Regions from separate parts of the Homo sapiens genome. Here region 1 is linked to region 2. Evidence: chromatin contacts called from ENCODE Hi-C or POLR2A ChIA-PET data. All regions are on one chromosome and are shown on one strand. Each heading gives the region's core, a stretch centred on a gene start or an enhancer-like site at or near the end of the contact. The rest is flanking DNA. Distances are from core to core; before and after follow the strand shown. Region 1 overlaps MACF1 (microtubule actin crosslinking factor 1). Region 2 has its middle 20 kb from the start of MACF1.

What was found. A loop is a pair of places that touch in the nucleus more often than their neighbours do. ChIA-PET counts read pairs that join two places held with the same protein, here RNA polymerase II (POLR2A). Pooled maps may share reads with other maps.
Region 1: a pooled map shows a loop between it and region 2 (2.4-fold over the local background). The contact joins two enhancer-like sites. A Hi-C loop is called at or near these places in 8 of 168 maps with a recorded cell type or tissue (B cell, CD4-positive, alpha-beta memory T cell, CD8-positive, alpha-beta T cell and 3 more), 11 of 37 single-sample maps with no recorded cell type and 15 of 50 pooled maps. POLR2A ChIA-PET finds 5 or more read pairs at or near these places in 25 of 52 experiments (B cell, CD4-positive, alpha-beta T cell, CD4-positive, alpha-beta memory T cell and 18 more).

What each region holds. Positions count from the first base shown.
Region 1 is chr1:39,227,037-39,232,443 of GRCh38, reverse strand. It overlaps MACF1 (microtubule actin crosslinking factor 1), which reads right to left. Exons shown (of 101, transcript NM_001394062.1): 2 at 1,201-1,262. Among named protein-coding and RNA genes, the nearest start is that of MACF1, 25 kb to the right of the region's middle. RefSeq lists enhancers at 1,358-1,427, 1,448-1,517. Within about 2 kb of position 1,448, at least 8 of the 41 ENCODE cell types and tissues checked have a DNase peak (open chromatin) inside an H3K27ac peak, as active enhancers do; they include B cell, CD8-positive, alpha-beta T cell, OCI-LY7 and 1 more, where a contact is called at or near this core.
Region 2 is chr1:39,182,368-39,187,780 of GRCh38, reverse strand. It overlaps a transcript of MACF1 not described here. Among named protein-coding and RNA genes, the nearest start is that of MACF1, 20 kb to the left of the region's middle. RefSeq lists enhancers at 3,172-3,685, 3,662-3,931, 3,686-4,200, 3,441-4,640. Within about 2 kb of position 3,905, at least 27 of the 41 ENCODE cell types and tissues checked have a DNase peak (open chromatin) inside an H3K27ac peak, as active enhancers do; they include B cell, CD8-positive, alpha-beta T cell, OCI-LY7 and 1 more, where a contact is called at or near this core.

The DNA of each region.
Region 1 (5,407 bases), core at 199-2,698, 47 kb before region 2:
ATTCAGGAAAAAGCAATGTTCTAGAAGTCATTGTAAGAGAGGGTTTTAAGGAGTAGACGACAGTATCAAATGCTACAGAGAAATCAAATAAGAGGAAGATAAAACTAGGCTACTGGATAGGGCAATTAAGGGATCACTGGTGACCTTTCCCTTTCCCAGAGAAGCACTAATTATTATTATAATTCAAAAACTTTGTTTTCAGATTCTAACTGCCACAGTAGTCATACTGTTTATCTTTAGGTGAGTCTTAACATGCCTCTGTTTTGGTTTCTCTTTTATTTAAAATAATAATACCATAATAATATATTATTATTATATTTTATATATCTAATATATAACAATTATTATTATTATCTTTAGGTGAGTCTTAACATGCCTCTGTTATGGTTTCTCCTCTATTTAAAATAATAATAATGATAATAATAATCTTCATTCAGCCCTAACCATTCTGGAAATATTCTGTATTTTAGACTACCTGGTGGTAAAATTCATGTAAAAATTCATCAAGTTAAACATTTAAGATTCATGCACTTTAAGAGAAAGAGAGAAAATCCCCCTCTATCATCCTTCCATAGTATTCAGATTAAAAAATAAAAATACACTGGGTGTAGTGGCTCACGCCTGTAATCCTAACACTTTGGGAGGCAGAGGTAGGAGGATCGCTTTAGCCCAGGAGTTTGATACCAGAGTGGGCAACATAGTGAGACCCTGTGTCTATTTTAAAATAAATTAATAAATTAAAAAAAAAAAGAAACAGGCTTATAAAGCAATGTATAAAGCTAGGAATAAACTGTTCTTCGAATTTTTAAAATCATCCCATGGTATCTTCAGCCTCTGCCTCCTGATGTAATGGTAGGTAATAATGTCTTCACCAAGAAGCAGATTAATACAAGTTTCCATGCCATTATGACTATATTAGTTTTCAAAAAGCTGGGCATGGTGGCTCATGCCTGTAATCCCAGCACTTTGGAGGCTGAGGCAGTAGGATTGCTTGAGCCCAGGAGTTTGAGAACAGCCTGAGCAACATGGCAAGACCCCTTCTCTATTAAAAAAGAAAAGAAGAGAAAAGAAAAGTCACATGTGTATCTTCATAGACTTGAGCACACAGCAAGCAATCTAAACCATCTGAAAGAAGGAATGACAGATCCAGATGAGAGCAGTGAGAGGTGCTGGGGCAGCATATATATGAAAGGGTCCTACCTTCATTAAGTGCTTGTTGACCCACTTGGTGAACGTTTTCTTCTGAACCCGGTCCCGTTCATCTGTAAAGGAAACACAGAGAAGGCACTGGCTTAGTGCTACCCAGGTAACAGGTTCCCACGCTGCTGCCCTGCCCACATCTCTGTTTCTCTAGAACAACTTACCCACATAACTGTGGGACAGTGACTTCTTCTTAGGAAGGTTTGGCCTAGCTGAACTTCCTCTTTGGCCCTGATCACGTTGTCAGTTTACAAATCAGACAGAATCACCACGTGCCTCAAAAATCATACCATGGCAAAGTCTCCTTAGCACAATAATTTGAGCAGAGCAGGGAGCAGACTGATTCCCCACTTCCCTCACAACAAGCTTCAAAAAGCCAAAGCCGTGATACCACCAACAGACAGGGTGGCCTTGGCATTTGGGACACACATATTGCAGTGGTTAAATTTCACTCTTCATGTGCTGATCTGCCTGAGGAATGCCCAACTCCCTCCCTCTCCTACCCCAGGAATTCCTTCATTCCAATTTCTTTACCAGCCATTATCAAAACAATCAAACTCTCAAAGCTGCCCAGCTTACCCCCACTGCACATCTCTTCCCTCTCTACCTTCTCCTGTCACAGCAGCAAACTCCTTTTTTCTCCAGGTTTTTTTTTTTTTACCTCTTTAACAAAAACATGACTGTCAATGCTTGACAATGACTGCTCCACAGAGGCCTTATCCTGTAAAGGACTTACTTTCTCCGACTCCTGCCAATTCCCCAGAGCCATTTCTAGACCAGTGAGCCATCAGTCCTGGTCCTTTTCTATTTCTGAAAGCCCACACCATCCCATATAACCTCTTGTTCAAATCATCCTCACTGTCATTGACCATGCTCCGTGGCCTATCCCCTTCCACATGGCAAATCTACCTTAGCCTTCCCCGATGACTTGGTTCATTTATCATCTCTACATATACGTGAAGATATATGTGACAATGCATCTGTGCCTACTTGGCTCCACTGGCACTCATCTCCAATTCATGTCCAGCCACCACACTGCCACATTTTGGGCCTTATTCCTTCCCCAAACATACCTATTTAGCACTTACCATTATCAGTCTCTCATACCCTCTCCTAATCATTCTCAACCTTCAATCACTCCATTCTTATTTTACCCTATTCATTAAGGACATCTACAGCCAGGCCTTGGCATTTGGGACACACATATTGCAGTGGCTCATGCCTTGTAATCCCAGCAGTTTGGGAGGCTGAGGCCGGTGGATCACTTGAGCTCAAGAGTTGGAGACCAGCCTGGCCAACATGGTAAAACCCCACCTCTGCTAAAAATACAAAAATTGGCCAGGTGGTGGTGTGCACCTGTAGTCCTAGCTACTCAAGAGGCTGAGGTGGGAGGGTGGGAGGATCACTTGAACCTGGGAGGTGGACGTTGCAGTGAGCCGTGATTACACCACTGCACTCCAGCCTGGGTGACAGAGTAAGACACAATCTCATAAAAAGAAAAAGAACATCTAAGATTATCCCAGTCCATGCTAGACAACATGGTTATGCAATTCAAAGCTGCCCTCACTAATACCCCAGGAACTCCCCCTGCCTAACTGCCTACTACTACATTCACCATGACAATCTGCAAACCTAAATTACCATAACTGCCCGCTGCTTGACTCTTCCATATCTTTTCCAAGACAGAGAACATTTCGGAAGAAAGTTGCAGAGGTATATAAATCTGGTTCACTAGTAATTCATACAAGCTTCAGCCAGGTTCTCTCCCCAAGCCCAGTTATTTTCTTCTTATTGATCCCCTAGGAAAAGCCAACATACTGCCATTCCAAACAATGTCAATGCTTGTTCTACATCCCAGGTGAATATATTTATCTATTTATTTTTTTTGAGTTTATAGCCATTCAATAAGTACTTTCTTATCTTGGTCTCTGGTTTTATCCTCACATCCTTCTTTTCGGCCTTGAATCCTTTCTTGCTTTGCAAGGAACAATTTTCTTCCTACTATAAACTACAGCACTAAGGTATGGACCTTAGAAATTATATAGTCTAATTCTCTGCTGACACACAAATCCCTTCAACAACAAAGAATCATAAGTTCACATTGAAAGGTCTCTCCAAATCTCCCATAAATCTACAATATTCTTGATGTTTAAAATTTAGGATAATAGAGAATTCACTAATTCATAAGACAAAGTACCAATGTAATAATTCTATAAAATGTCATAATCTGCTTTCCTTGTAACTTCTGCCTATTGACTCTCATTTGGGACTGTTAGAAGTATTATTATTAGGCTGGGTGTGGTGGCTCACGCCTGTAATCCCAGCACTTTGGGAGGCTGAGGTGGGCAGATCAGCTGAAGTGGGGAGTTCAAGACCAGCCTGACCAACATGGTGAAACCCCGTCTCTACTAAAAATACAAAAATTAGCTGGACATGGTGGCGCATGCCTGCAATCCCAGCTACTCGGGAGGCTGAGGCAGGAGAATCGCTTGAACCCAGGAGGCGGAGGTTGCAGTGAGCTGAGATCGTGCCATTGCACTCCAGCCTGGCAAGAGGGCAAGACTCCATCTCAAAAAAATAAAAAAGTATTATTATTAGACTTAAAAGTTTAATCCATCTTTCACTTAATGGAGTCTTGAAAGTATCTAAAGCCAGGATTCTCATTAGATTTGATCACTGTCATTCCAACATATTTTGATCTTTTTAGATGCTGATTCAGTTATCCAACATCTTCATCAACCTTTCCAAGCCCGTGTCATCTGCAGACTGAATCAGAATCAGCTTCCAACTATAGTCTCATCGAAATCACTGACTCTTTGCTCATACTACTTATTTTCCCTTCATGACTGGCTACTTCTCTTCCTCTTCATCTCTCCAAATGGTATTTATTCTTTAAAATCCACCTCGTTCATTCCCTTTTTTTGTCTGTTTTTGAGACAGAGTTTCGCTTTTGTCACCCAGGCTGGAGTGCAATGGTGCGATCTCGGCTCAGTGCAACTCTGCCCCCTGGGTTCCAGCGATTCTCCTGCCTCAGCCTCCAGAGTAGCTGCGATTACAGGTGCCCACCCACCACGTCCGGCTAATTTTTTATTTTTAGTAGAGACAGGGTTTCACCATATGGGCCAGGCTGTTCTCAAACTCCTGACCTCAGGTGATCCACCCGCGTTGGCCTCCCAAAATGCTGGGATTACAGGCACCTGGCCTCATTTATTCTTTAAATAAGAGAAACAACTTCAAAACAGGTTGATTAAGTGCTATAACAGGTAAGCACAGAGTGCTCATGAACATAAGAGGTTAAGCCTACCTGGGTAGGGACAGGAAATATGGGGGACTTAATGAAGTTTCAAGGAGGAGTGACTCTATCTAACCTTAAAAGATGAGTATAAGCCAGAAAGAGAAGGGAAGGAATAAAGTTGCTACATAAAGTTATAGCTAATGCAAATTCATGGAGACAAGAAAAAGCTTATGTTCAAAGAACTGCACATAATTAGGAATAGCTGAAAGACAACTAGGTAGTGGCGAGATAGGATGGTATGGGCCAAATCAAGACCTTTCATGACAAGCTTAAGGAACCCGAACTTTATCCTATAGGTAAGGGGAAGCATTGAAAGATTTTAAATTGGAGAATGACATGCTCAGATTTGTGTTTAAGAAAAATTTTGGCTGCCTTTTCTGACAACTCCAGTTCTCAACAGTCTCTGTGTCCTCCAAATATCTATGTTACTTACTGGGCTAATCACTCAATCAGCACTTATATAATTATATAGTGTTCTGAACTTTTAATATGCTTATTCTTATATTACCAGGGAGATCATTAACTCCTTGAAGAGAACATGATTTACTTTTTTGTATTTCCCACAACTTGCAACACCTAAAGTTCTACATAGTAAGAACTAAAACATAAAACCACCGGAGAGCGTTCTCAATTGGCCAAGTATGATTAGAAGATTGGTAAAAGAAACACACAAAATGAAATCAGAACTGAGTTACCTACAAGAATCCAGTTCAATATCTAAAAACCTCAAAACCATGCCAGGCAAGGTGGCTTATGCCTGTAATCCTAGCACTTTGGGAGGCCGAGGCAGAAGGATCACTTGAGCCTGGGAGTTTGAGGCTGCAGCAAGCTATCATTGTGCCACTGCACTCTAGCAGGGACAACAGACTGAGACCCTGCCTGAAAAAACAAAATCACAACACGCCAGTATCA
Region 2 (5,413 bases), core at 2,656-5,155:
CCAGGAGTTTGAGGCCAGCTTGGGCAACATAGCGAGATCTCATTTCTACAAAAAAATTTTAAATAATTTTTTAAAAAATCTGCTAGAAAGTGATTTGCAACCTAGAACTCTATACTCAAACTCTTAATCAAATGAAAAGTAGAATAAGACATTTTCAGATAAGCAAAGTCTCAAAAACATTTACCTCCCTTGTATCCTTTCTCAGGAAGCTAGGATATACCACAATGAAAAAATGGAGTACATCATGAAATACGACATCAGCTCTGGGAAACATGAAATCCAACAGGGAAGACAGGTGAGGGAATTTCCCCGTATGATAGTGAAGGGAAGTGCCAGGATGACAGCTTTACTAAAGGCTTTAAGAGCAACCCATCCAGAGTGAATAAGAGAAAGCTCCTGGGGGATGTCTCCAAATAGACTATTGAACTAAAAGATTATTTGATATGTTTCAACATACTGAGAGAGAAGTCTTAGAGTCCCATGAGAGAGTCTGAAGGTATGTACATAGATCAGTAAACAAGTGACAAAATATGGCAATTATTAATTCCAGGAAAAATTAAAAGTTGGTCCAAAAAGGAAATGTAATCATAGTATATTACATAGCTCACCTTTAAGCAATATTTATATAATCACAATAATCTGAACACTGAATATAACGGCAATAACGTGTGACTTTGGGAAGAAGGGGGAAGAGAAAGTGTGTACGTTAAGGGGGTAAGAATAAAAAAACTAAACCCTAATTTTCTGTAGTAGAATATCAACAGATAATGTTCAAAACCAAAAAAAAAAAAAAATCAAGAATCACTAGTAAAAGAGAAAGAAATATATTCTGGCTGTTTGTGTGTGCAGAAAAAAAAGAAACAGAAATGTGGCCCAGGTGTGGGGGCCCACACCTGCAATCCCAGCACTCTGGGAGGCCAAGGTAGGAGCATCATTTGAGGCCAGGAGTTTGAGACTAGCCTGGAGAACAAAACAAGACCCCCAACTCTACAAAAAGAAAAAAAAATTAGCCAGGCGCAGTGGTACACACCTATAGTCTAAGCTACTCAGGAAGCTGAGGTGGGAAGATCCCTTGAGCCCAGGAGTTCAAGGGTGCAGTGAGCCATGATCACACCACTGCACTCCAGCCTGGGTGGAAGAGTGAGACCCTGTCTCTTAAAAAAAAATAGTGGAAAATACAGATTATTTTTGTCATATGCCTTATAGTAATATTTTAACCTTTTAAAGTAAGAACATGTATAATTTTGATTTAATGTTATAGAAAGTTGGACTGGATTATGAAAGATCTTAAATGACAAGATGAGTTTGGATTTTATCCTATAGGTGAGCCCCTAAAAAAGTCATTTCTAGGCCGGGCGTGGTGGCGCGTGCCTGTAATCCCAGCTACTCGGGAGGCTGAGGCAGGAGAATCATTTGAACCAGGGAGTTGGTGGTTGCAGTGAGCCGAGCATGCCACGGCACTCCAGCCTGGTGACAGAGTGAGACTCTGTCTCAAATTAAAAAAAAAAAAAAGTCATTTCACCCCCCACCAAAACACACACACACACACACACACACACACACACAGAGAGAGAGAGAGAGAGAGAGAGAGAGAGAGAGAGAGAGAGAGATGTTCAGAATCCCAGCCCCCACATGGATTCCCTTAACATTCTGGAATCTGGTTAATTGGGTTTCAGATATTTCTCCCTTATCCACTCCTCTACCTCATGATTAAAGGCCTTTAGCTCATAACCAAAGGGAGAGAGGACCTGTATATATTATGTGGCAGGTACGAGTCTTGGGCTCAGACTCATCTGACAACGAGTCAGGTGGTGACTTCTGAAACAGCATCACCACAGATTACCCTCAGGGGGCTCCCAAATCAAATACACCCTAGGGAACTTTCTTCCCTGGGTCCTTCAGCACTTCAGGTTAAAAATCTCTTCTAATGATTTGTTATTTCATGAAGAGATACAGGGAGATGGCTGCTAGCAGGGAGGAGGAATATTGCTAACTAAGCCCCCGGAAAGTCCAGCACCCTTCTCTAAGAAGTAAGTTATCTGACTCATTTCCTTCTTATCCTACTCCAAAGATCTGTTTACATCCTACAGTGTACCTAGTAATATTGTCTAAAAACAAAACTCATGATCAGCCAGAAGAACGTAACAATTAAAGACTGTGTCAAGAAATAAATAAAGCTTTCCTTCCTCCCTTTCAAATTATAGTTGTTGTTTTTTAACTTTTCCTTCTTGCTTCTGATATATCTTGGGTTTATTTAAAAAAAAAATTTTTTTTTTTAAAGAAACTGGGCCTCTATGCTGTCCAGGCTGGAGTACAGTGACTACACAGGCACAATCATGGCACTATTCTATAGCCTTGAACTCCTGGGCTCAAGCAATCCTCCTGCCTTAGCCTCCCGAGTAGCTAGAACTACAGGTGTGAGCTACCATGCCCAGCTCTTCTGATATATCTTTTTCTTTTCTTTTTCCTTTTTTGTTTTTTTTTTTTTTGAGACGGAGTCTCGCTCTGTCGCCCAGGCTGGAGTGCAGTGGTGCCATGTCGGCTCACTGCAAGCTCCACCTCCCAGGTACATGCCATTCTCCTGCCTCAGCCTCCCGTGTAGCTGGGACTACAGGCACCCGCCACCACGCCCAGCTAATTTTTTTGTATTTTTAGTAGAGATGGGGTTTCACCGTGTTAGCCAGGATGGTCTCGATCTCCTGACCTCGTGATCCACCTGCCTCGGCCTCCCAAAGTGCTGGGATTACAGGCGTGTGCCACCACGCCCAGCACCAGCCCTGATACATCTTAAAGAGAGGTAGTATCTTCTACTTTTTTGGTGGTGTCCTATGCAGCCTAAAAGTCCCTTTTTCCAGGCCATCTTCAGATGAACGAGTTATAAGCACAAAGGCAGCAATTGATATTGCTAAGCCATCTCTCCTAAGACCTTCCTTGAGAGGCCTGAAACCTGAGGCAGAATATTATCAATGCTAGCCTCTCTTTTATCTTTGTGTAAATGGCTAATTTAGCCTCCAACCTCATAATCACACAGACTCTGGTAGGTGCATGATGATGACCAGGAGCACTCTTTCACAATCTTAATATAAATAACAGCCTGAATAACCTAACCAACTTTACTGCTTTGCGATATGAAAAGATACTAAGACTTATCCTGACTGAAACTCTCCATCCCGCCACCACACTCCGCCTCACCTTATCAGCTTCAACCATACAACACCATTGGAGGGCCCTCTACTCAAAGAAGAAAAACACCACCACCACAAGACTTAACTGGGCTTTGAGCAAAGATCTAGCTCTTGCCAAAATACTAGATGGAACTAGGGTACTTTTGGCAATAAGGTAAAAAATTCTGAGATCTGACCTTCTGATGTCAAGGCAAGTTCCCCTCTCTAAATATGTCAGAGGAAATGTCATGCCTTCAAACCAGCCAGTATGACCATGTGAGGCTCATTTCCAAGACACAGACCCTGCTAGCTATAGAACTGAGGCACACAGTGCAGGAACCCACACACGCCGCCCTGCATGAAAAAGAAGTCCATGACTAGCACAGGATGTTGTGAGCCATCTCACCCAGATACAAACACAGTATACCCAAGACATGCATAGACTCAACCATATGCTCTGAGGGCACATGAACAGCACTGCCCACACCAGGGCTCATGAAATAGGAACTAAAAAACAGGTGATGTTTCCTGTGATTTATGCTGGTCAATCATTCTGACTGCCCAGGCAGCCACACCATTTAATATCTTCCAGCAGCTCAATCAAGGTTCCTGTCTCCACCTGCTCCTGTGACATCATCCTGTCATTATATGTTCTTTGAAATTCCTTTGATGAAAAATGAGTCACTTCTTCCTGCCAACACAGGCCTGAGCCTCTTCCACACATGTCATTCTTTGGTAATCCTGTGGGGGCAGGGTGCCACCCAGAGGTTTCTGCAGCTACTCTCGCTATACCTCCCAAGAAAGAAGGCCTCAGAGCAAGATCAAACATAGCCTGGGGAAAAATGGGCAAATGATGAAAGAAGTGAGGATCTTGGTGGAGCTGGGTATGGGGCTGGGAAACTGCCTACTCCAGTGTGACACACAGTTTAAAGGATGAAGTAAGAACTAAGGTAGGGCACAGTCCCACTTAAAACTTGGAAATGCTTCAACTTCAGAGTGCTCACCTTAAAAGTTCGCTTCCTGATATAAAGTGCCATCATGTATTCTCCTGCAAAAAAATGATTGCAAACCTGTTTCTCACCTTGAAGATTTGGGGCAACAGTAACTTGCCTGCTCAAGACAGTGACAGTTCTGAAGCAAAATATTCAAGACAACTTCAAGATTCTCAGTGGCAGCAATAAGGGGCCCAATACAAACAGACAAATACTATTCATACCTACAAATCAGCCTAATATTTTTATAACAGCTTCACTGAGATTTGGTTAACATAAATTCACCCTTTTTAGGTAAACAATTCAATGGATATTTAAGTATCAGTATGTTCACAGAGTTGTTCAACCATCACCATTATCTAACTTTAGAACATTCCATCACCCCCTGAAGAAACCCTATATCAATTAGCAGTCACTTCCCATTCGCCCCTCCTCAACCCCTAGCAACCACTAATCTACTTATGGTCTCTATGGATTTGCCTATTATGTATAAATGGTATAAATGGAATCATACAAGCCTTTTGTGTCTGGCTTCTTTCACTTAGTCTAATGTTCTCAAGGTTGATCCATGTTAGCATCAATCAGTACTTCATTCCTTTTCACTGACAAATAATATTCTGTTGTATGGATATGCCACAGTGTGTTTATCCATTCATCAGTTGATAGATGTTTCAGCTGTTTCTGCTTTGGGGCTACTATGAATAATGCTGCTATGAACATTTATGTACGAGTTTTCTATGAATATATGTTTTCTATATTCTATGAATATAATATTTCTTTTGGATATATACTTTGGAATTGCTGGGTCATGTGGCAACTCTACTTTTTGAAGAACCACCAAACTGTTTTCTAAAGCAGGTGCACCATTTTATATTCCCACCAGCAATGTTGGGGGTGTTCCAATTTCTCCACATCCTCACTCTCTTTTTTATTAAAGCCATTCTAGTGGGTATGAAGTGGTATCTCATTGTGATCTTGATTAGCATTTCCATAATAACTAATGATGTTAAGCATCTAAGCATCTTTTCATGTGCTTATTAGCCATTTGTATATCTTCTTTGAAGAAATGGCTATATAAATCCTTTGCCCATTTTTTTATTGGGTTTTCTTTTTACTGTTGAGTTCAAAGAATTCTTTATATATTTTGGATATAAGTCCCTTATTAGATATATGATTTGCAAATATTTTCTCCCATTCTGTGAGGTGTCTTCATTTTCTAGGTAGTGTCCTTTGAAGCACAAAGGTTTTACATTTTGA